Linked DNA regions of Mus musculus: regions 1 and 3 are each linked to region 2. Evidence: chromatin loops called from intact Hi-C (ENCODE). Cell type or tissue: left cerebral cortex. All regions are shown on one strand.

Evidence for each region. Peaks named below come from ENCODE experiments on the same cell type or tissue, not always from the same donor. Only the 100,000 strongest peaks of a DNase experiment are listed, where the experiment ranks them.
Region 1: it touches region 2 in a loop (3-fold over the local background); 8 of 42 quality-filtered maps call a loop at or near these places.
Region 3: it touches region 2 in a loop (4-fold over the local background); 2 of 42 quality-filtered maps call a loop at or near these places.

Annotation. Positions count from the first base shown.
Region 1 is chr12:81,971,042-81,979,041 of GRCm38, reverse strand. It overlaps Pcnx (pecanex homolog), which reads right to left. Exons shown (of 36, transcript NM_018814.3): 20 at 7,646-7,796; 21 at 5,687-5,828; 22 at 4,475-4,652; 23 at 3,690-3,798; 24 at 3,116-3,245. Among named protein-coding and RNA genes, the nearest start is that of Gm30799, 95 kb to the left of the region's middle. In left cerebral cortex, CTCF peaks have their summits at 1,481 and 4,036 (motif pointing left); DNase peaks (open chromatin) are centred at 4,045, 7,075 and 7,596; H3K27ac peaks cover 1,083 bases.
Region 2 is chr12:82,465,334-82,473,333 of GRCm38, reverse strand. No RefSeq gene overlaps it. Among named protein-coding and RNA genes, the nearest start is that of Gm30966, 7.4 kb to the left of the region's middle. In left cerebral cortex, CTCF peaks have their summits at 3,136 and 5,529; DNase peaks (open chromatin) are centred at 2,539, 3,134 and 5,487; H3K4me3 peaks cover 1,106 bases; H3K27ac peaks cover 638 bases.
Region 3 is chr12:82,334,589-82,342,588 of GRCm38, reverse strand. Sipa1l1 (signal-induced proliferation-associated 1 like 1) reads right to left here. Exons shown (of 21, transcript NM_172579.3): 2 at 90-1,927. The coding sequence starts at 1,587. Among named protein-coding and RNA genes, the nearest start is that of Sipa1l1, 27 kb to the right of the region's middle. In left cerebral cortex, a CTCF peak has its summit at 6,336; DNase peaks (open chromatin) are centred at 1,891, 3,004, 7,188, 7,874 and 2 more places; H3K4me3 peaks cover 2,120 bases; H3K27ac peaks cover 2,855 bases.

The sequences.
Region 1 (8,000 bases), 490 kb after region 2:
ACTATTTTATACTTAAAAAAATAAGAGCAAGGGGGAAACTAAAAGGCACAGATAATCTCACCTCTGTAGGAAAACCTCTGGGAATAGAATGTGGCTGACAATCGTCAGCGTGGCAGCACAGACTTCAGTACACGTTTATTTAATTCCTTCATATTTTCACAACACATAAACCTAAGTTTCTCCTCATTTGTGTTTCGTTACAGTGTAAGAAGACATGTATGAATGCACCACAAACAAAAACTGACCAGATGCAAAGAACACAGCTCTCCAAGTATATGACCACAGAATCCCTTCTCAGGGAAAACGCATCTAGAAATATCCAGAGGCACCGAGGTCCATGGAAGAACAGACTCACAGTTTCCTAGGTCAGAGGCATCCCACATGGCTGCTGGCTGCTTGCTGTTTCTTACCATGCTGAGGCCTACACTAGCAGTATAAAACCATGGCCCTCAAAGTCTGGTGCTGAGCAGGAACCAAGGCAGTGGCCCCAAACAGTGCCACGTCTTCCTTCACTGCCACATATGTGCAATCATTCAGCTAATTTATCTGACTGCCCCAGCTACAAGTTTGAATTCTCAACTCCGTGGGGCAGGCCACATTAGCAGCCTATGTACAAAATGAGACAGCACAGAGAACATGGCACCCTCTCTCAAGTGCTGCGCTGCCCTTGACACTACCACCTGGACAAAGAGAAAATGGCTGGCTGTGCCGTGATTTCAACTGCAAGCTCAACTGCTGGCTCCCTCTCTGAGAACCACTGTCACTTCAAATTGTGAAGAAGGTAAGAAGGTATGAGATTATTCAGATCTGTTGCCTAACAGACATTTATCAACACAAAGAAAAGACCTCATCACTTCAAGGGAAATACGGCAATAGCTGTCAACAACATAATTCAAAACTTTAAACAAAAATTTAAGAGGTTAGGAAAACCTGTGCCCACACCCATGAGTGTGACAGCTTCTTAGAGCAACACACTTTAATGACTTTTCATTTGGGATTGGTGATGCTGCGACCACCTTTTAAAAATGCTGTACAGCTACTGCATCAGTACTTGGCTATCTCAAGCAAACACTCTCATTCAAAGAAGATGGATAATATAGATGTAACACACTTCTAAAGGTTCACAGGTGAAGCTTAGACTCCACACTACAATTAGCTTTTAAGAAACCATTATATTTGCCAGGCGTGGTGGCGCACACCTTTAATCCTAGCACCCAGAAGGCAGAGGCAGGCAGATCTCTGAATTCCAGGCTAGCCTGGTCTACAGAGTGAGTGCCAAGACAGTCAGGACTACACAGAGAAACCCTGTTTCAAATAACCAACAAAACAAAACGAAACCATCGTATGTTGATTTTTGGTGAAGGATTGAGGAAAAGCATCCCCAACAGTCTTTTTAAAGCCTATTAAATGCTTTTCCTGGGGCTGGAGAGACAGTCATGGCCATGAGCACTGGCTGCTCCTGTGAACCTGGGCTAGGCTCCCAGTGCCCACATGGGGGCTCTCTAACCTTAACTCCAGTCCCAGGGGATCCAACGTCCTCGTCTGAATTCCTCCAATACAGGTCACTATGCAGTACACATGCATATATGCAGATAGAACACTCACACATATGTAAAAAACCAAAAAACAAAAAACAAACCCTTCCTTTTCAACTGTGTATCTGTGCAGTTAATTTTTCTTCCATCATTTCAAGCAACATGTCACACTGGAAGAGTGGATACAAACTGTCATATTGTACTGCATGAATGGATATAAAGTGTCCTACTGCACCAACAGATACAGAATGTACTACAAGAGTGGATGAAGAAGCAGGAAGTGGGAACCTGACCTGGCTCTTAGCAAGCAAGACATTAAAGTTCTGCAAAACTGCAACAATGCAATCTATAATTTTCCTATTAAAATTTTGGTAGGTGGGAAATATTCTTATTAGTTTAAAATGCTATATTTATGCTAATATGGGGTATGGCCCCCCTCCTTTCCCTACCCCATTAAAAAAAAAAAAAGAAAGAAAGACAGTGCCTTGCCATGTAGCCCAAGCTGACTTAAATCTTGTAATCTTCATGCTGTAGTCTTAGTCCTGGAAGGATGGTCATAGTGGATATTTCTTAGAAAATGTTATTAAATTACATCTCTATTTAAATACTATGGTATCTTGAGTATTTTTAAGGGTACCAAAAATGTTGATACAAGGGTGGCGAGATGGCTCAGTGGTTAAGAACACTGGCTGTTCTTCCAGATGTCCTGTGTTCAGTTCCCAGTAACTTCGTGGTGGCTCACAACCATCTGATTTTGAGGCCAGCCTAGTCTACATAGTGAGTTCCAGGACAGAGCTACAGAGTGGACTCTGTCTCAAAAGCAAACAAAAATATTACTGATACAAACTGTTAGGAACTGCTATCATAGAATATAACTTCAGGCTAAGAATACAATACAAAAAGTGATATAAGTTCACCAACATTGGAAATACTACATAGTTTTAGATGAAGGCCAAGTAGAGATGTCAAGCAGAGAAGCTAGCTCACTGTTTCAAAGTTGAGAGCATTATTTTCCTGAATAAAAGTGCCACTGGTTTAGCAGTGTAGGGAAAGGCCTGGGTAGATTAACATGTTAATACACACTGCGACATCTGTGTCCTCTCACTTAAGACTGTCCTAAGCATTGGCTTCAACAGCCAGTGAATGAATCTCAGGTACAAAGGAGGCGCGTGCTTGAATGAAGTTACCAGAAACTTTCCTTCCTGAAGGGACTCTAACACAATTCTATGACTTTCTAAGGAAAATAGGCTGCAGCACACCACAGCCTCTATAATGGTGCCACACTGTATTACATAAAGTCACGGTGTTACTCACAGGGCCTAACTCCAAGACGTGTCATTATAAAAAATGCAGAGGAGGATAATTAGGACTATACTTTTAAGAATTACACAAATAGTTGAGAAAATAAAGGTCAATTTCCTCAACTCTATATAATCTTCAATTTTTAAAAATAGATGTAAATTTTTAGCAAAACAAGTATTTTATCAAACAAATTATGATACATTTTTTTTATGATGATGCCATCGATTGTTCTTTTCTGTAAAAGAGACAGACTGGCTTCTGTGCACTCCGTTACTCACTTGTAGTCTCTCTCCCAGAACTTGACAGGCCTAACATAGGAAGTGATGAATATGGCGCTGCCCAGGAAGGGGTTTAGTGGCGTGGAGAAGAAGGCCGACACTATCGCCTGGACAAAGAGCATGGCCGAGTCTATGCGGAAACAGTTAAGGAACAAACACCACAGACAGGAAAAGGAAGGGGGAAAGGCACGTATCAGCCTTGGGCTGATACACTCAGGGCTCCCTTTACAGACGCCAAACCCAGAACTTGGGGCCAAATGAAAAGGCTCTGCAGGTAAAGACGCTAGGAGAGAATTGGCTTTTCCCTGTTGTCTTCTGACCTGTACATGTGCAACACACAAATACTGAAATACATTAGTAAAACTTTAAAAACAGCATTACTTATTACAAATCCTTAATCTCTGCTTGTATTTGGTTCATCTGTGGGTTGCACAAACTAAATCAGAATAGGGCAACGGTCCTCCAAGCCTGAGAGGCTTTGCCGGCTTGTCACAGTCCCTGGCGTGTCTGCTGTAGCCTGACGTTCTCATCAAGGATATGACTAGCCATTCTCATAAACTGTAGTGAAGGATACGGGGCACTGCAAAGGGCTGAGCGAAAGCATGGAACGCAGAGCCCCACGTGATCTGCCAGGGAGCGACATAGGTGTACACGAACTGCAGCTTGTAGAGGAGTTCCCAAAGCTGTGAGGAGAAAGAAAACGCTGTCAGGAAAACTCTAAGCAGGTACTTCAAACAGAAGACAAGCAGCCTGTAAGATGTGTCTTCTTCCTAACAGGAAAATGGCACTGAAGTCATTTTCCCATCACATAGCAAGACAAGATTTATCAACTGCCAAAACACTGGCATCAATTTGATACGAAGATTGTTTTCAATGTAGACATGGACTTATGGATTGGTGTTCTTAAGAGTTCTGTGCCCTCTTCTGGCCAATCACAGCATTACTGCTACTGCCAGCAAACCGAGGAGTAGAGGCAACAGAAACTCTACCTGTCTCTAATACATGCATGTATTTTATCCCAGGATACATTTCCCTTGAACTTCAACCCTTTGGAGTAAATATGTTCCAAATGTAATGTCACAAGGAACCAGGAGAGAAATCTAATACTGAACAGCAATTTCTCTTTGTACTCGACATCTGTCTGAACCTCATTGCTGCCAGTGGACACAGTCCACCCACATGTAAGTCTTTTTTGATTGTGGCTCTTATGGGTTTAATATGCTCCAAAATAACTGCTGAGAGAGGAAGACTATTACTTAGAAGCCAACAGTCAAATGTAACACCAGCAGAAACCTTGCCAACCACGTCAGCAAGTGGCGAGTTTCTTTCTGCAGAGGCAGATGTGCCGTGATAGATTACCTTGCTGAACAGGATGGACATGAAGAAGAGGTCCAGCAGCATCGTCTCTGAGAAGGCTTCATAGTCAAACTTGAAAAAGAGCACAGTGAAGATGACGGTGATGTACTGGTACGTGGGGCTGCTGAAGGAAGAGCGTAGCAGCTTCAGGCCAGCGATGGTAATCATCAAAGCACCCAACCTGTAGCAGAGACAGGCACAGCCCATCAGCCTGTGCTGCAAACACCCAGCATCCACCAGCCAGAGGCCAGCACATGCTCCATAGGCTTTTGATAGAGACCAGACAGACGTCTGGAACTGATGTACAGAAGTGGGGTGTGTGTGTGTGTGTGTGTGTGTGTGTGTGTGTGTGTGTGTACACAACTGTAATCCCAGTACTCAGGAGATCACAGTGGCAACTCCTTTGTCTCAGGAAATAGATACACAATAACAGTGATCTCTATGATAAGTTTATGAAACCCTGAAAGGCATGAATACAACATTCTTTATTAGTACACACTATGAATTTTATCTTCTACATAAATAAGCATGTTTAAAAAAAAATAAAAGTTATAGTTCTAAAACCTGGTTCTCTAGCTTTTCAATTTAATACTAGCAGCATTTAATACATGAGAAACATGTACCAACACTCCCTAACATGGAACTAAAACTACCGAGTCTGACTGAGGATAACTGTGTAGGCAAATGACCCCCTACATGGTCTGATGTGCACAGTACACAGCAGCCACCTCCCAAACCTGCCATTTAATATTCAAAGCTAACTTTACTTGTAATATTAAAATTATGGTTTCTCATCTATTTTGCATAAATGCATACATATGTGTGTGCACGAGCACACTTGCCATAACGTGTGTGGTGGTCAGAAGACAACTTGCTGGAGTCGGTTCTCTTCTTCCATTCCGTGGGTCCAGGGATTGGGCTCAGGTCATGAGGCTTAGCAGCAGGGACCTTTACCTGCTGAGCTATCTAGCAGGCACCCTCGCATAAAATACTGGTTGGCATTAAAAAGTCAAGAACAATAAAAGTACAGTGATGCCCCCCAAAAAAGGGGAAGACCAAGACATCTTCACCTGAGCGGTCCCTCTTCTGATGCCGTGTGACAGAAACATGTTTAGTGGCATCTGACCAATGATTCAAGATGCTTCACCACGTGTGTAAGGTGTTGTTTATTATTGTTCTAATCTAAGGACATGGATCGGGTGACTATATACTCACTCTGTATCTAGTTTCTTTGGGCTGGCAATTGTCTCTGCACTGCTGCTAAGCTCGTTGAGGACAATCAGTGGATAGATGATATTCTTCTCCACAAAAAGAAGCCACACATGAAGTTTTTCGAACCACATCATAGTGGCTGCATCTGAGAGGCAACAAGTCCAGAGATCACAATGCATACAGTGCTCAAGGCAGTCGGGCATACGGTAAGCAGAAAGGATGGCCTTAGGACTCAAGTTTAGCTCAATGCTATGAGTACAAAACCATACGAAGCCCGTACTTCAATGTCTACTTTTATGTGATCGACCGCATGCATGCAGGCATACACACGTGTACACACACACACACATTCAGGTGCACACACACGCATATGCACACGCATACGCAAATACACAGTTTCTGACCTAGACATAACTCATACTTGGCTAACTTTACTTTTATAAGCTGTTGTGTAAAGCTACGTGTCACCCCGGGGCCTTAGCACATAGGAGCCAACTGTTCACCATGCACCCGCATCTCCAGCATTTCATTTCTTGAGATCTTATTTTTCACTATAATTTTTCTCATTTTCTACATTTGTATATAGGAAAAGTTGCTAAAGGTTCTCGGGCTGTACTCAATCCTAGATAAGTAAGCGCTACTAAAGCACCTGACTTCTCAATAGGAAAGTCTATGCTCTAGATGCACACACTCATAGTTTACAGTCACCCAGCTTATAAGGCGTTTCTTCACTAGTGGCATATGGTGGTTAAGGTGGTAAGCTCTTTGGCTCTCTAAAAGCACTACGCCAGGCTGCTAGGCAGTCTTTACATTTCTAATATCAGTACAAAGAAAAAACCAAAACACCCCCCAAAACAAAACAAAACCAGTTTAGTTCTATAGTTCAGTATTTTCAAGAAGTCAAAAATGTTATGGCAATTCAAAATCTGTAAACATTTTAGACTGATTAAAGCAACCAATAAAACTATTGATTTTAAAAATGAACTATTTGGTATATTTATATATAAAAGTGGGAAATGCTTCATCATAGAAAAGCAAACCAGAGCCTGTCTCTGTGGGCTACGTTTCCGGTGCAGAGGCTGGCAGCACCAGCCTCACAGTCTCCTTTAGTTTCCCTTACTAAAAGGTCTCCAGAGCATCGTCCCACTCTCTGCTCATTAGTATTCGGTGGCCTCTCCAGCGTCCAGGCTGTGGGCAGCACCAGGACCACACGGCTTCAGTCAGGTTCATTAAGAGGCCCATTGTGAGAACAGAAAGTCAACTCTGCTACAGCTTCAAAGGCTTCAATGTTCTTCAAAAATATCAACTCATACTCAAATGACTGGCTGAGTCACCCTCTTCACAGTACTTCACTCAAGTCCAAGGAGGAAAGCTTGCTACATTCAGTCACTTGTGTGTAGCACAGCCCGTCACAGGACCAACGGACAAGGAAGAGTGAGTCAGAGTTTACAGTGGAGGGAGAAGCTGGCTGAATGGACAGGCCTTCCTCTCTTCTCCAGTCACTTCACTGCTTACCCAGATCTGAGCAGAAATTACAGAAAGGACTGTCACTACTGTTCTTAAGTAAGACAGTGTTTCTTGTGGCATAAGGGACAAAGGCCTTCCTTCCTTCCTTATGCTTAAATTAAAACCTTTCAAATGGAGGACTGGATGGGGACTGAGCTGCTTGTATACTGATTAGGGAGAAGATGGATCGGGGACGTTAGAGAAGTCACACGCCAGACACACTAGGGACAGGTGTGAGAGGTAGAGCAGGAAGTGTAGGTCTACTCTCGGAAGACGGCCTGGGAGCACAGCTGCTGCTCTTTTAGCAGAAGACAGTGCCCTGCAGGCGACACTTCACCGGAAGCTTCAAACCCACTGCAAGAAGCCAGAGCTAAAGCGTGACTCAATGCTGTCTGCTTAACTCACCACGGGCATACCAGAGTGGGCAGAGCCCGAGGGCGGCAGAGACATACTCACTTCGGACTTCATACTGACTGTGCTCGGCTGTCCTCAGCAGAGGCCGGGAGAAGCAGTGCCAGGGGAGCTGCTTCCTCACCTGAGGCAGCACATAATGGGTTACAAGCCCCACAACACCAACCAGCGCGTACAGCACGTACTTGAGAGCAGGCTGAAAGACAGACAGAGTTCAGGGCGAGAGGAGGTGAGGAGCCCTCGCTGGCTTCATGACCAGCTTCCACTTTTTTTGGTTTCAGTTTTCATCCAATAATGAGGAACAGTAAAGTTAATCTTAGAATCAAACAAAACAAAATTTGTTTCTGTATTTGTAGGGTTTTGTTTTTGTTTTTTTTTCCTGCCTAAATAAGCCACCACT
Region 2 (8,000 bases):
TGTTTCTCTGAGTACTCCCTATTTCTCTGCTCTGCTCGGTCTCCTCTCTTTACATCCCTGCTGCCATGTTTTTTCTATGTTGAATCATCCTCTTGACTTATTCTCATGTTTTCAAGGATCTATAAACAAAACACATTACCAAAAATGTAAATCATAATATAAAAAAGGGATATTCAAATGGGCAGTGTTGTCAGGAAAGCTTTTCCTCTTGAAATAGTCACTAGCATTTCTACTATGGTTTAAAGGACAAACTTCATATTGAATGGCAAGCTGTAAGTTAAGACTACTTCTATAGTTGGAAAGAGGAAGTGGGCCCGCAGGTGATAAATGGGGAAGAGAGGGTGGTGAGTGGTTAAAATGTCTTGTGTCCACACACAAAGCTGTTGTGAGTGTACACAGCTGTGTTAGCTAACATACTATAGCTTCGAAAGCACTTCTAAGAGTCTGATGTCTTTCTTGAAAGTTCTGACATCTAGAGTCAACCTTGCATTTGTATAAAGATTGATCAAATCACTTACCGTTGCCTGCATGGTTACCATTCAGAAGAAACAATGTCTCACTTTAAGCACTACAGAGCAGTCGTTCTTAACCTGTGAGCCGCGACCCCTCTAAGCCGAAGGACCCTTTTAGAGGGGCCATCTAAGACCATCCACATGTCAGCTATTTATATTACCATTCATAACCGTAGGAAAATTACAGTTATAGAGTAGCAACAAAAGTAATTTCACGATCTGGGTCACCATATCCTGAGGAACTGTGCTGTATTAAAGGGGTGCGGTGTTAGGAAGGTTGAGGATCTAGACTTTTACATATATACACAGAAGAATCTGAATTACTCAGAATTTCAGAAACGTCCCTCAGCTGCTGTCTATAACTGCTGTGCACATCACAGAATCAGAACCATGAATTGGGGAGGAAGCACGCTAGCCAGTGTCATTTAGCATGACTGGGAAGTAACTCCATTCTGCACAGAGCCAGTGCTTGGATGCTGAGTGGTACTTGATAAGTTAATTTGTCTCATCTCAGCCATGGGCACTCACACCGAACACTCAAACCCTTCTTACATTAGTGATGTCTGTCTCCAATGTAGGCAGCTCACAGCTCTTAATCTATGAAGCCACTGTCATGGCCTCTTTCTTTGTAAAAACAGAAAACAGCAGCATTACTGCAAAGCCTGGCGGGCGGCAGTGGACAGGTTATCAGTTCAGAGTAACAAGAGATGCTATGTGGACACTGGGAATGTGCCCTGGGTTTCAGAGACACCTGGTGTCTCCTTTCACACCTTATGCCCATGGGTGATCCTTGGGTAGGCGCTGTAAAGAGTGGTGTCCCTCCTGCCCAGGCTGAGTGGCCTCCATGAGCCTGTGCTAGGCCAGGCATGGAGAAATAAGAAGGTATGAGAATGGCCCAAGCTCAGAAGGGAGACAGACCTTTTCAGGTTCCTACAATGGTCACAGCACTTGGGGGGCTGGGGAGGTGACCCTTGAACATCTAATAAGTGAGCAGGGGACTTCAGGCTGGGCATCTCCTTTCAGACCCCCCAGCTCCTATGTCGGAGCAGGAGGGCAGGAGACCATTTGGGTAGCTACCGAAATTGGACTCTCCTTTCAGCTTAGCCACACTAGGCTGGGTCTGGAGCATGAAGGGAGGGAAACAACGAGACATTTCTTATGCCCATTTTATTCATTATAGCAAGGATCTATGTAGGCATATATTTTTCACAACCTACTTTAATAAGAGTTCGACTTCCCCTCTAGCAGAGGTAGTGGAAAAGAAAGGTTATTAGGATAGGGGTGAAGTGGACCTCTTTAGAAATAGTTCTTTGGGGGCGATTCCCATCTTCATTGTTTTCTGTCAACTAGCAAACACCAAACATAAATCAGCAACTGCAGTCCAGTCCAGTTGGCAGGCAACACACCGGGAACAGCAAAGGCAGTTCACTCCAGGGGATAAGGTGAGGTTTGCCAATCGGCCAAGTCCAGTGACCAGAAGTCGCAGGACTCTCACAAGAAGTTATTTTGGTGGGTTTCTCTCTATGAGGTCACTACAAGCGAACTTCAGCAATGCAATGGAAGGTGAACCAATCTATGCGTGTCATCAGCGAAGGCTTGCAAGGCAGTGGAGGCAAAGCAGCTGGCGCTCCCACTCTCTGTGGGGCCATATTTATATTCTTTCTAAACATTGGGCATCCTTTCACCTGTTTGCTATAGCAAAACATCCTCTCACCTGTGTCTCCTTCATCAAAACATTCTCTCACGTGTCTGCTTTAGCAAGACATCCTTTCCCCTGATTGTCCCAGCAAAACATTATAACCCAAGTCTTCAAAGAAACCAGAAATTTCCACTTTAGATCTACTACATACATGTAATGAATCCTGATGCCTGACCCTTTTCTCTCCCCCTCGTTGGTTTTTCTTGTTTGATTTGTCTTGCGTTTTAAACAAGATCTCCTCCTCTGTAGCCCAGGCTGAACACAGCCTTAACCAGATCCCTCCTGTTGCAGCCTGAGTGCGGGAATTACAAGCATGCGCTGACGTCACCCCTGCTTTCCTCCAATCATGGAGAACCGCATCAGCGGCTTCATCGACATCAGCGTTTGATGCCGCTGGACCGCCTTTAAAGGAAGGGGTAGTATGTGTTTCTGCACCTCAAAGCCTAGCAGTCTATCTAAGATCACTCTATGCTTTCTGACTTCCCTGCCCCATAATTCCCAGGGGCAGCTTTCCAACGGCTTCCCTCCGCAGTGATGTTGAGGTTTACAAAAGCTGGAAGTGCCTTCCGGGGGGTGGGGGTGGGGGGAGGAATCTCCACAGAGATTCTTTCCTTCTTGCCCTGGAGCAGAAATAACCTATCACCCCCACCCCCACCCCCACTCCCTCCCCGCCACGACTCCCTTCCCTCCTCCCCGGTTCACACAGCAAGACCTCTTTTTTCTCCGCCCTCTAGAGTTTCCACCACCAAAAAAAATATTTTTTTTTAAAAAAGATGCAGTACTGAAGGGGTCAGTTTGGCCAGTCCCACTCCTTAGCGCAGACTCTGATGGGGCTATGGTACTTCTTGAAACTGAAAGCGGGAGAGACGCCTGCTTGTAGCCATTAAGGAAACAGCCCAACTGGCTTGGATGCCGGCCCAAACACAGACAGCAGAGGACGCTCACAGCATGCTGTTAAGCCTGCACGGGTGCAAGTTGGTGCTGGGGGACGTTCTGGCTCCGGAAAGTTCAGTACTAAAGTGAATGGCTACACACATACCCATGGCATCTTCTCTCCTTGGCCCCTCTGTGATTTTCTCCTAAACTCACAACCTACATCGCTATCACATGCCACCTTTTGTGTTCCTGACAAGCAGCCTGGAAGCTGGGGACATGAACTTCGTTTCTAATTTTGTAGAGATCTTTCCTCCTATGAAACTTCTCTCCCTCCTCCTTCTGAACTTTGAACTGTAAAACTGTCAGAAGAGCATGGGGTGGGGGGGGGGGAATTCCGCTGGGAGCGGAAGTCTCTGAGCAGCAGGTTTTGGTAATGAGGCTACTCACCTCTTTAGTGAGCTATCTAAAGAGACCTTGATTTTGGTTTTGGCTGGTGTAGAGGGGAGTCATTTAAGTAAATCTAATTGACTCTTTCTTCTCCACCCACCCACCAAAGGAAAGAGGGTGACCCCAACTCATGCCTCAGTGAAGCCCGTGAGTTACCGTCCTTTGCTGGTTCAGCCCACACAGAGGAACTGCTATGGGTCCCACGAATACTGCACATTCACTCTCAGAGCATCACAGAGTCTCTGCCCCAGGTTTAACGGGATGCTAGAGATCTCAGCAGCTTGCTGAGGTGGAGAGACCCACCCTGGATAATGTTCATCAAGGGATTCCAGGTCTGTCTCTGCCTTGTCCCTCCCAACAAAGCCTGGACTAAAGGAATGGGGAAAATAAATGGTGTGAGGGGGCAGGCACAACCTTGAAGAAATGTATAGTCTGGACTAAAGCCTCAGAACCAGCTGACACTCCCAGAGCTGCGGCATCCAATTTGAAAACAACGGGGATAGTCTATTGGGTGGCCACAGGTCTTGTCCGCAGCTTATCAGCACAATGGGGGCCTCACTGAGACATATGACACTCCTGGAGGGATAGTGGCTATTGTGAAGGCTAACCCGGCATTAAAACTCTTCAACAGATGAAAACAACCGGTGAAAAGATGAAAATTGACCTGAGACAATGACAAGTCTCATTCCAACCCTAAGAAAAATGTCCTAGTATTGGATGCCTGTGAACTCAGGCCGACGCAGCCTTGAGCTATGTCAGGTGATCAAAAACAACATTCTAGCCTTAAGTGATAAGAATCTTATCAAACCCATAACCAAGCAGCAACATTGTGTTCATTTCGGCTCTTGGAACAGAATCCAGGTAAAGGTTGTAACTGAGAAGCTACTGAGACGAGAGGCCAAGCAGGTGCCATCCAGTGAGAAGCTGGAACGCGCTTAGTGCTGGAGGAAGCATCAAGGAGGAAGAAGCCATCTCTAAAGAGAAAGAGAAGGGTTTTCCTCGGGGTCCTGGGGACAAGGTCCGGCACAGAAGGCTAGAGGTCTGGTGAGTGCAGAGATTTAGAATCCAACTGAAATGAGTACAAACTTGTGAGAGTGAGGGGCTGACTCCTTGGTTTCTGGGTCCTGTCTTCCCTGGCCGGAAAGCAGGGATGTGGTGTGTTCTTGGCAGAGTGCCAGGATTGCAAGGCCTTCAAGAGTGTGCCTCTGGATGGAAGCTGGAGAGAGGTGGAGCCTGAGTTGGTGTAGAACTTCGTAACACTGCAAAAAAGAACATTTGAGGCAGATTGCGACTGTGACTCTTGGCTGTCAGTAAGGCTGAAAAGGTGACTTCCTGTACTTGCCTGCACTGGCTGATTGTATTTTAGGCATTTGCTGTCTCCTCTGCAGAGAGTTTAGGGTCGAGCTCTCCCTGCCTTTGACCATCAGAGAGCTGTGCCTGGTGGGATGAGGGTCCTTTCCACCGCTGTTCTACAGGATAATCCAAAAGCAGGGCTAAAGTGCCAAAGTAGGTCAGGGTGAGATTGTCCCTAACGTGACACAATGGTCAGCCCTGAACCTTTAAGTGATGCTCAGCCTTCAACAGCACACAAACTGTGGAGACAGAGTGGCTAGGCACAGTTAGAAGTTGACAGGCATTCACACTGGAAGTGGCTGTTCCTTCTCTCTTTGGACAACATGCTTCTCAGAGGGGACACAGTGACACCAGGAGGCACTCATCACCAAGGTCACCATGGATCTCATTCACTGTCTTTTGGCCTAGTTGAGATTACTCAAGTCTGCTCCTAGCTGTTCCTTAGGAGTAGGCTAGTCCTCTGGCAAGCTAAGGCTTTGGGTGCAGCTGATACAGGGTGCTTGAGAGAGGTGGAGGTAGTTAGAACAGATCTCCCACACTGAGCAGCACACACACACACACACACACACACACACACACACACACACGGGACTTCACACATAGCCAGGCTGCCTCTTAGTACCACCAGACAGCAGGCAGAGGGAGTCACAGCTCTGCGAACTTGAATCCTGGCTCATCCCTTCCCTGGCAACAGAAGTGTGGTTCTCATGGGTGCTGCAGAGAAAATCAGGAGTGTGACTTCCCAGGGCCACCTCCCTCCTCACTGCCCTCCAGGCATTTGCCCTTCTGCTAAGTCCTTAGGTGGCCTCAAGGAGGTCATAAGGTGTCCTAGTTTATTCCCTCGGTTGCTATGGTAAAAACGCGGACCAAAAGCAACTTGGAGAGGAAAGGTTTTATTTGACTTACACTTCCTCAGCACTGTCCATCGTTGTGGGATGCAAGACAGAAGTCAAGGCTGGAGCAGAAGCTGAAGTTGCTTTCTGGCTTGCTTCCCATGGCTTACTCAGTTTGCTTTCTTATATAATCCAGGCCTACCGGTCCAGGGGTTGCACTGCCCACTGTGGTCTGGGTCCTTCCCACATCAATCATTAATCAAGAAAAAGGCCCATAGACATGATTACAGGCCAGTCTGATAGAGGCAACTTCTCAGTTGAGTCTCTCTCTTCCCACATGTCCTGGATGTTTGTGTGTGTGTGTGTGTGTGTGTGTGTGTGTTAACTTGAAACAAGCCAGAGCATCCCTCCATCAGCTCCTGCCTCCAGGTTCCAGCCCTGCCTGAGTTCCTGTCCTAACTTCTTCCAGTGATGGACTATGATCCGGAAGTGTAAGCCGTTCCTTCCCAACTTGCTTTTGGGTCAAGGTGTTTTTATCGCCGTAATAAAATCCCTAATTAAGATCAATTGGTACCAGTGTCGTGAGGTATTGCTGTGACAGCCCTGACCACAGTTTGAGAAAGACTGTGGAAGGACTTTGAAACTTTGGGTGAGAAGAGCCATTGGGTGTAAGAGCTCTGGGGGATGATCTGTAGGATCTTGGAAGATAATGTTGAGAACAGTGCAAATGATAGAGACCTGGCTTGTGAATTTTCAGAGGGAAGATTAAAGACTATCAGGATTGTTTGCTACTTTAAGATTCTGTGAGGATTCTTAGCGTGGGCTGAAGATTCAGCTGTGATTAACAAGATACTAGAACTACTAAAGCAAAATATTTGCATTACTGGGACAATTGGTGCTGGGTAGCTGGAGCTAAGGAATTAGCAATGATTAAGAAGAGACCAATGGGCTGGAAAGATGACTCAGTGGTTAAGAGCACTGATTGCTCTTCCAGAAGTCCTAAGTTCAATTCCCAGCAACCACATGGTGGCTCACAACCATCTGTAATGGGATCTGATGCCTTCCTAAGACAGCTACAGTGTACTCATATACATAAAAATAAATATTTAATATATATCTATATATGTGTATATATGTATATATGTGTGTGTATATATGTATGTATATTGTTGGGAGCCGCGCCCACATTCGCCGTTACAAGATGGCGCTGACAGCTGTGTTCTAAGTGGTAAACAAATAATCTGCGCATGTGCCAAGGGTATCTTATGACTACTTGTGCTCTGCCTTCCCCGTGACGTCAACTCGGCCGATGGGCTGCAGCCAATCAAGGAGTGACACGTCCGAGGCGAAGGAGAATGCTCCTTAAGAGGGACGGGGTTTTCGTTTTTCTCTCTCTCTTGCTTCTCTCTCTCTTGCTTCGCTCTCTTGCTTCTCTCTCTTGCTTCTCTCTCTTGCTTTTTCGCTCTCTTGCTTCTTGCTCTCTTGCTTCTTGCACTCTGTTCCTGAAGATGTAAGAATAAAGCTTTGCCGCAGAAGATTCTGGTCTGTGGTGTTCTTCCTGGCCGGTCGTGAGAACGCGTCTAATAACAATTGGTGCCGAATTCCGGGACGAGAAAAAAACTCGGGACTGGCGCAAGGAGGATCCCTCATTCCGGAACCAGAACTGCGGATCACGTTTATAAAGGTTCCCGTAACACAGACTGTTGAGAAGGATTCAACTGCCGAATTCAGAACTCATCAGCTGGGGAACGACGGTGATAAAGGTTCCCGTAAAGCAGACTGTTGAGAAGGATTCAACTGCCGAATTCAGAACTCATCAGCTGGGGAACGACGGTGATAAAGGTTCCCGTAAAGCAGACTGTTAAGAAGGATTCAACTGTATGAATTCAGAACTTTTCAGCTGGGGAACGAGGTAAGTCTGATCTTGAACTTTCTAACGAAATTCAAGACAGTCTATCAGAAGTAAAGTGGAATATGTTTGGCCTTGAATTTTTTCTAGTGTTAGAAGCCCTTTTGTTCCTTTTCACATGTTATATAGTGGTTAAGATAGGGCTGAAAATTCTAGAGGAAATTCAGGACAAGCTATCAGAAGTAAAGCGGGGAGAGAGAGTAGGAACAAAAAGGAAATATGGTACACAAAATAAGTATACAGGCCTTTCCAAGGGTCTTGAACCCGAGGAAAAGTTAAGGTTAGGTAAGAATACCTGGAGAGAGATTAGAAGAAAAAGAGGAAAAAGGGAAAAGAAGAAAGATCAATTAGCGGAGGTCTCTAGGAGAAGG
Region 3 (8,000 bases), 130 kb after region 2:
AAAACACTCAGTATACTACACACTGTTGTTTTTTTCCCATGAGTAGAGCAAAATAAAAAAAAAAAAATTAAAACTAAGCACCTACTCACCCTTCTGGTAGAAGAACTTCCTGTAATAGTATGCGCCAAGATCCACGTGTTCCACGGTGTACCTTTTCACCCTGTCCAGATGCAGCATCAAGCTTTCCTTGGGCACTTCGAGAACTGCCACGCCCGCGTTGGTGCAGTGAGAGCTGAGGGCAGACTCAAAGGATGTGCTCTCACACCCACTAAATGAGCCAGAATTCGACTTGGACAGGCTGATCTTCCTCTCACCTTCTCCCCCAATCTCATTCCGAAAATACGGACAGCTCATGACGAGTTCATTGCTCTTGTCATCTCCCTGGTCCATGCCAAGGCTTCCTTTGGAGTTGAGGTCCTCTGTGCTGCCCATGGGAGAGCTGAAGCTGGCTGAGTGAGACAGAGGTCCGGAGACCAAGGATGCCACCGCAGCCGCCGAAGCTCCTGTTGTGGTGTTTCTCCTCTTAATCACATTATGTCTGTTCATAATGGCTTCATTCAAGTCAAACAATATGCTCTGGACATCATAGTGGGCAAAGCACTTTGGACATGTCCAGGGCCTCACAGAATCTTCTGATCTGTTGTCTTCAAGGTCTGATGATTTCCCGAGTTCTTCACCTTTGGCATTGCGCAATTTACGAAAAATGGACGAGTCTCCAGTCTCAGACTTAGAGCGTCGCTTGAGTGGTTTTTCCCTTTCCTTGAAAAGCCTGAGGTTCTCTCTCTGTGAGATGGGGCCATCGATCACATCCAAGGAGAAACCAGAACCCTTGCCCCCACCAGTGATGAGGAAGTCACTGAGTTTGGTTGGAGTTGGACCTCGGTCAGATCTGTCATCTTTATAGCCCTTTAACAAATCGAAGAAGCTGTCTCCGGATGTTCCCTGCTTGTCGATTGAAGATGTGCTGCCATATTCCCTGTGCAATGATGGCCCCGACTTGTAGGTTGGGGAGATACATTCATCGAAGCTATCCACATCAAGCTCACTTATGGTGATATCACTGTTGCTGCGCTGCCGAATTCTGCGAAGGGCTTTCCTGGGGGAACTGGGGTAGGCTTCAGGCATGAGGAATCTGGAGTCCATGCTCTCCGCTGGCCCTGTCTTGTTCTTCAGGGTGTTCTGTATGCTCTTCAGCATGGCTGAGTCATTGGAATTGAGGCTAACAGAACTCCCCTGACTCACAGGACTGCCTTTGGAGGACAGGCTCTCAAGGCAACTTGAGGTTTCTATTTCCTGGCTTGAACGGCTGGATTCTTTTACATTTTCCTTTCTCGGAGGCCAATCTGCTATTCTTGCCCTAACCCCCATCTTGGGGACCCCGGGGGTTGAGGTGATATGGTGAGGGCCTTCACTTCGAGGGGGCCCCACTGCAGCCATGACTGATGATCCTAGGCTGCCATTCTGAGAGCGGAAGCGACGCATGTAGAAGTCATCGGTGTGGACTTTGGGGGCGCCATCTGTGCTGACAACAGAGGCTCTGTCAGCGGTGACAGGTCTTTCGGTCTGCGACCGCTTCAAACTGGTCATGATGTAAAAAGCGATCACTTAAATCCCTGCAGAAAGGATCACCATGTTTGCGTTTTAAATATGCACTTCTGCTTTAGAGAATGGCTTCCAGAAAATACAGCAGTGGTGTTGAGATCTTAAGCCTTTTCATTTAAAAGGTTAAATGATGCCTTGTTTGCAGACGACAGAGAACCCAGATCTTCCAAACATTGTAATCCACAACAGTCCCTGTGCCTCACTCTAACAGCAGGCTTCCTTCAGTCCCTGTGCCTCACTCTAACAGCAGGCTTCCTTCAGTCCCTAAGACTGAGTAGAGCTTGCATCACTGGGGCTCTGTGGTCACCAGAATCCCACGCTTCCCCTAAAGAGAGGAGGACAACATGAAATTAGCATTTGACAAGCATACCTAAAATAAATATGCACCAGTCAAAATCAGGCACATGAAAAAGAGACTCAATACTGAATTGTGGCACACGGATCTAAAATCTACATTTTTAATAAAGCAGATATAAAGGAAAAATAAAAAAGTTAATAGAACCCATCAGTTAACATTGAAAGAGGCGCTATGACTACTTCTGTTTAGCTGAATTGTTTCCTAAGCTGGGAGGGAAGTACAGACTTCGGCACCCAGGACCTCTAGGAATGGAGACATCATGCCACTGTGCTGACCACAAGTTTGACCAACCTAATCAGATAATTAGAGCAATGCAGGGGGGCATTCTGAGAACACTAAAAACTGAACAAGACTTTATTGATTATGCTACAACACTCACTTTTTAAAACGTTTCATTTTTCAAATTGATACTTATTTCCCTACAAAAGCTTGTCATAGTCGGCAAGAGCAAATATACAGAGCACACAGAAATCGAGCACTCTTTCCCGGAGCCAGAGTACCTGAGGTCTTACTTACCCACACAGAGAACACTGCAGAGGAAGCCCGGCACTCACGGCCACCTTTTCCCAAGCTCACCTGACTTTCATCTACTCTCAGAGCTGGAAGTCTTTCACTAATTCACAAAATGCCTGCAGTTCCTTAAGCAGAGCAGCCTCCTCCACCCCATCAGTGCTAATTTATGAAGACGACCACAACGACGACGACAACAGAAACAAAATACTGCTCAGGGCAGCTGGCTCCATATCCTCCACCAGATTACAGAGAACGGTTACCATCCTTCCCAGGTGATGGACAGGAAGACGAACTTCCTCCCGAGCTCGTCAGGCAGGAGGCAGCAGGCACAGAGCCTGAGCACAGAATCCTGCATGGGTGCGCACATCCTGAGGAGAGAGGCAGAGGATCCTTTTCCAGCATTCCACAAATTACACAAGAGGTGGCCTTTAAATTCTTGCCAGATACATGTTTGGAAAGATGCTGCTGAAGCAGCACGGAGCTGACAGGGCGGCATTGTCTACAAATCACTCTCTGACACCGAGGAGGACCGCACACTGCATGCTGCACTCAATGGTAACAAGCACTTACTTCCACGATAATTAAGCATCTCGCTAGTCGCTTCCTGCCTCCAAGGCAGCCGGCTTTCATTTCTCCAGCAGCACGCAGAATCAGTTTAGGAAACTCGCTGCTATTTAAAGCTGGAACATTTAGGGGTGTTTCAAAAATGTTCCCTGCCTGCAGGATGCAAGGCTCTTGCAGGGTAGTCTGGTCAGCTGGGCAGATAAACGCCCATCGTTTTCCCTCACACTCCTCTGCCCCGTGTTCTGTGAAAAGGACAATGGGTTTGCACTGCTATCTAATTAGATCTGGCTTTTGAGCTTTCTAGATACTTCTACAGTCAGAGCGTTATGATTTCCTTTATATTCCAGAACTTCACACGCTGCTCTTCCAACTACAAGCCTTTAAACACAACACAGAGCTAACTGTTGCTCACAGCAGCAGCCGGGCCAGCATGTGCGGCCACACTGTGGTTAAAGAGGTAGCGCTTATAAAATGGAAGGGCAACTAATCCACTGGACTGATGTGAGCACCTGCCCTGCTTAAATAACAACAAAGAGGAGAACTCAATAAAGTAGCTTTCAAGGGAATCATATACTAGCATAAAGAATTCATATACTAGAAAAAAAGTAATTCTTAAAAGTCAAAGATGTTTTCAATAGTCTCACAGACCTACAGAAACCCAAATAAACCACCTTCATCCCATTTCTACAATGTCCATCCTCGAAATCACCAGTCGTATGTGACCAAAGTTCATTCTTAGCACATCTTAATTCCTCTTAGAAAATGATTTACTGCAGCCGACCCCTCCCCAACCCTTTGCTTTTGAGGCAGGGTCTTACTCTGTAGTCTTGGCTACCCTTCAACTCCAGGCCCTTCGCCTCAGCTTTCCCCAGGTGCTTAGATTACAGGCAATCACCACCAAACTCTGCTTGCAAACCTTTTTAAAGACAGGTGAGGTTATATTCACTATAGGAGTAAACTAAAAGCTAGACCTGAGACACAGTACACAGAACCAACCTGCAAATGTCCTATGTCCATCATCAATAGTTTTTTTTTTCTATATCATTTTGCTTTCTTACTTTTTAAAGATTACTTGTGTAAATGAATATTTTTCCTTTGTGTATGCATATATATACATATACATATATATATATATATATATATATATACACACACACACACACATACGCACACACACACTGCATGAGTCCCAGGATGCATCAGATTCCTTGTAAGTGGAGTCACAGAGAGCTGAGAGCTTCCACATGGGTGCTGAGAACCAATCCCAGGTCCTCTGTAAGAGTGAGTGTTCTAACCACTTAGCTACCTCTCCAGCTCCCCTTGCTATGGTTTAATATACTCAAAATGAAAAATTTCTTAGCAATTTAGTCTTATTATGATGATTCTTTTTATTTCAAAATACAGATGAGCACACGGGAAGAAAGAACACGGTTTGACAGCCCAAAGCTAAAGATGTGAACGGAGTTACTGACAATATTCTCTTCAGTTGTAATGGTCCAACCCCACCCTTCCTCACTCTTCCTTGCTCCCTCCCACCTTCTTTCTTTCTTTCTTTACAACATCAACTCCCTTTGAGATACAATATAGGTTTTGGCCACTTATGAGCAATATAGAAATAAAGATGCTTATTAAGCTACCAGCTAAAACTCAGGCTGTCTCTCCACGCAGATCAATAACACTGCACCTGTTCCTCACGAGTGGGCCGAATTAGCAAACATGCTGACAATCATTAACAACAGAAGCAAACCTAACCAGACCTGCCCAGACATGGTCGGATATGGTCAGCCCAACGGAGGTACATGGGATATGGCAGCAGAGCACTGCAGCTGCGCATGTGGAAAGAGCGGGCATCAGAAAACCCTTTCCTGCTCCTGTTTACTCTCACAGCTCACCATACCGTGTACTTCCACAGGATCCACTTAGTCAGACTCCTAATCCCATCACTCAGCCCAGAGCTCAGCTCTCCCAGGGGAAAGTCCTCATCACCTAAGCTCTACACAATTACCTCCCTCTGCTGACAACCACCTCTTCCAGAGGAGCCTGCCTGTATGACTGACTTTGCTAACTTACATGCCATGCTTGCCGAGCGCTTGAATGGGTGCTGGGGATCTGAACTCGGAGTCCTCACATGTATACAGCACGCACCTTACCTCTTGAGACACCTCCCCAGTTGTCTATTCAGTTCCATTTAAAGCTAGTGAACAGTGGTGGCGCACAACTTTAATCCCAACACTTGAGAGGCACCGGCAGTTGGTTCTCTTAGTTCAAGGCCAGCCTGGTCTACAGAATGAGTTCCAGGACAGCCAGGGCTACACTGAGAAACCCTGTCTCAAAACAAAACAAAACAAAACAACAACAAAACAAGCAAACAAACAAAAAAACAACAACAAAAACAAACCTAGTGAACCTGATTTATTTTCACACTGCTCCTTGCAAGGCGTGATGAACAGCGAGTGTTTCAGGGTGAGGCCGAAGGCATGGGCGCAGCAGAATACAGACATTACGGTGGGAAGCAGGCCCTGCGACGGCTCAGCTCTGTGGGTAGGCAGTATGCACAGAGACAGGTACTCTAGCAATACTATACTAGACAGGCTATTCGGCTGACCTAGAATTAACTACCTACCTCTCAGCTATGAGCTCTAAATTTCTGGCCATGACACTTGCTATCATCCTTCTTTGTAATTTCTAAAATTAATTACTACCAAGCAGAGAAATAAATGAACAGTGAAGGACAGTATAGATCTCAAGGAACTACATAAACAGAGCAGCACTACAACTTTCTGTGTGCCCAGGCAGGGCATGAAGGTAAGCCTAGGGGTCCCCCAGGAGAATGTACAATGGGTGGGGTGGGTACCAGAGGCTGCAGCATCCCAGGCTGTACTTTACAGCTCTCCAGTGCTACAGCCAAATAGGGATGGTTGAAGATGACCCAGTGATCTCCCAGGACAATCTAGGAAGAGTGAGAAACGCGGTGTGGGGCAGCCCGCTATCCCAGGGTAGGTGCTCAGCAGGAAATTCTTGTCATGGTTTCTTCAACTGTGCTCAGATCTAGTTATTTATCCACAGAAGAGTTCTGGAAGCAAGTAAGGCAGGGATACTATGATCTCTCTCAGGACATCATCATCCATAAACCTTGTTGAAACTTAGAGATTTATAGATTAAAAGTCACTATCGACTCTATCCAAACCAACAGATTTTTCTTCCTTCCTTTTTTCTTTTTTTGTTTTTCTTTTCTTTTTTTGCAACAGGATCTCATATAGCCCAGCTTGTTTTAAAAATTACTCTTGGCTGAGGCTGGACTTGAACTCATGATTCTCCTTCCTCTGCCTCCCATGTGTGGTGGTTACAGGTATTACATCACCACATTTGGTTCTAAGAAGCTTCTTAATTTGATCACAGACTCATCAACATAAAGTAGCCCAGTGTCTGTCTGTCTGTCTGCCTGCCTGCCTGCCTCTCGCTTGAGAGCGTGCACACACACACACACACACACACACACACACACACACACACACAGAGCAAGTTTACCAGAGGATTTATGTTTATCTTTGGATAGATTCTAACTCGAGGCTTTAGTTTTTTATCTTCTAAAATGAGCAAGTGTTATCATCTACAATCAGAACAAAACTTATTAGAAAAACATAAATTTGTTGCTAAAAACACAGAACGTGATCTGGGAATGTAGGGCATTGAACAGACCTTCAAATAATAATACTGATAAAACACGGCCCCGTGTTAATCCTCCATCATTCAAATCAGTGCACAGTCAAACCTGAACAGAGCAAGTGCTTCCATGAGATGTCCTTGTGCTAAACCTTCCAATTACAATGAACTGGAAGAGGGTTAAGAGAGCCCGGCCACTTTAGAAAAGAGATGTTTACAGTATCTGAATAACGGCTACATGGAGATGACTAGCTTAGCTAATCTCTTCCTCACTGACAAATGTTTTCTTTAGATTTCATTTTGACATTGAGTCCCTTCACAACCAGTGTCTCCACTTCAACCCTTCCCAAGACTTTAGTGACCCCAGAAATCAGACAAAGCTGGCAAACAAACACAGGTGGTCCCTTCCTTGGGTTGAATCTGTCCTTGTCACCACTCTCCTTCTCTAGAGCTTTCAGCTAAATGATGTCACTGTGGCCTCGAAGAGCAGCTTTCTGGAGAGCAGCACTGAAGAGCACCAGGCACTGGCAGTGCAGGCAGGAGCCAAGGAGACTAGCAGCATAGTCACAGGAGCTGGTGTGACCTGGGAAATGCTTTCCCTCCCAGCACCCACTGATTAATGAATGCTAATAAGGATTCTCAGAGGAATCAGCCTCAGCAGGAAAGCTTCTGCAGGCTGCCAGCTTGTTAGCTAGGACCCACCCTCCTGCACAGAAAGGCACATTCCAGCCTCAAATCCCTGCAGCTATCTAGTTGAGGGAAGAGAAAAGTGATGTGTAGAAACCAGACAGCTCAAGAAAGGAGCCTCAAAATGGCTTTGTTAAGAGCATGGTGGGGTTTTTTTTTTTGAACATTATATGTTCTGAAGACAATTTAACAAAGTGCACTTGAAAAAGTACACCACAGTTAGCTTGAAGAGTCAAGGGGCAGCAAGAACAGTCTGTTCTAAGCACAACTCAAATCCAAATCAGCGGGCCTCAAGAATTAACAGCAGCAGCTCCTACAGTGCACTCAGGATTCTAGAACATCACCTAAGGAAGACTCTAAAAGAAAAGCCTCCGGATAGACACATGGAATCCCTCCCTCCCTGTTAGTAGCACTTCCTCAAACAGACTGCAGACAGTCCGATCTATTCATCACTGCATCTGGATGCCCACACACAAGCTGTGACTAAAGGCTCTATATGGAGGGACTCTGTCATATGTCTCAGTCCTCATAAGCAGCCAGTGAGTTGAGGATCTCAGACTCCACGAACAGAGAAATAGTTCAGAAGGGAAATATCACACCCAGCAACACAAGG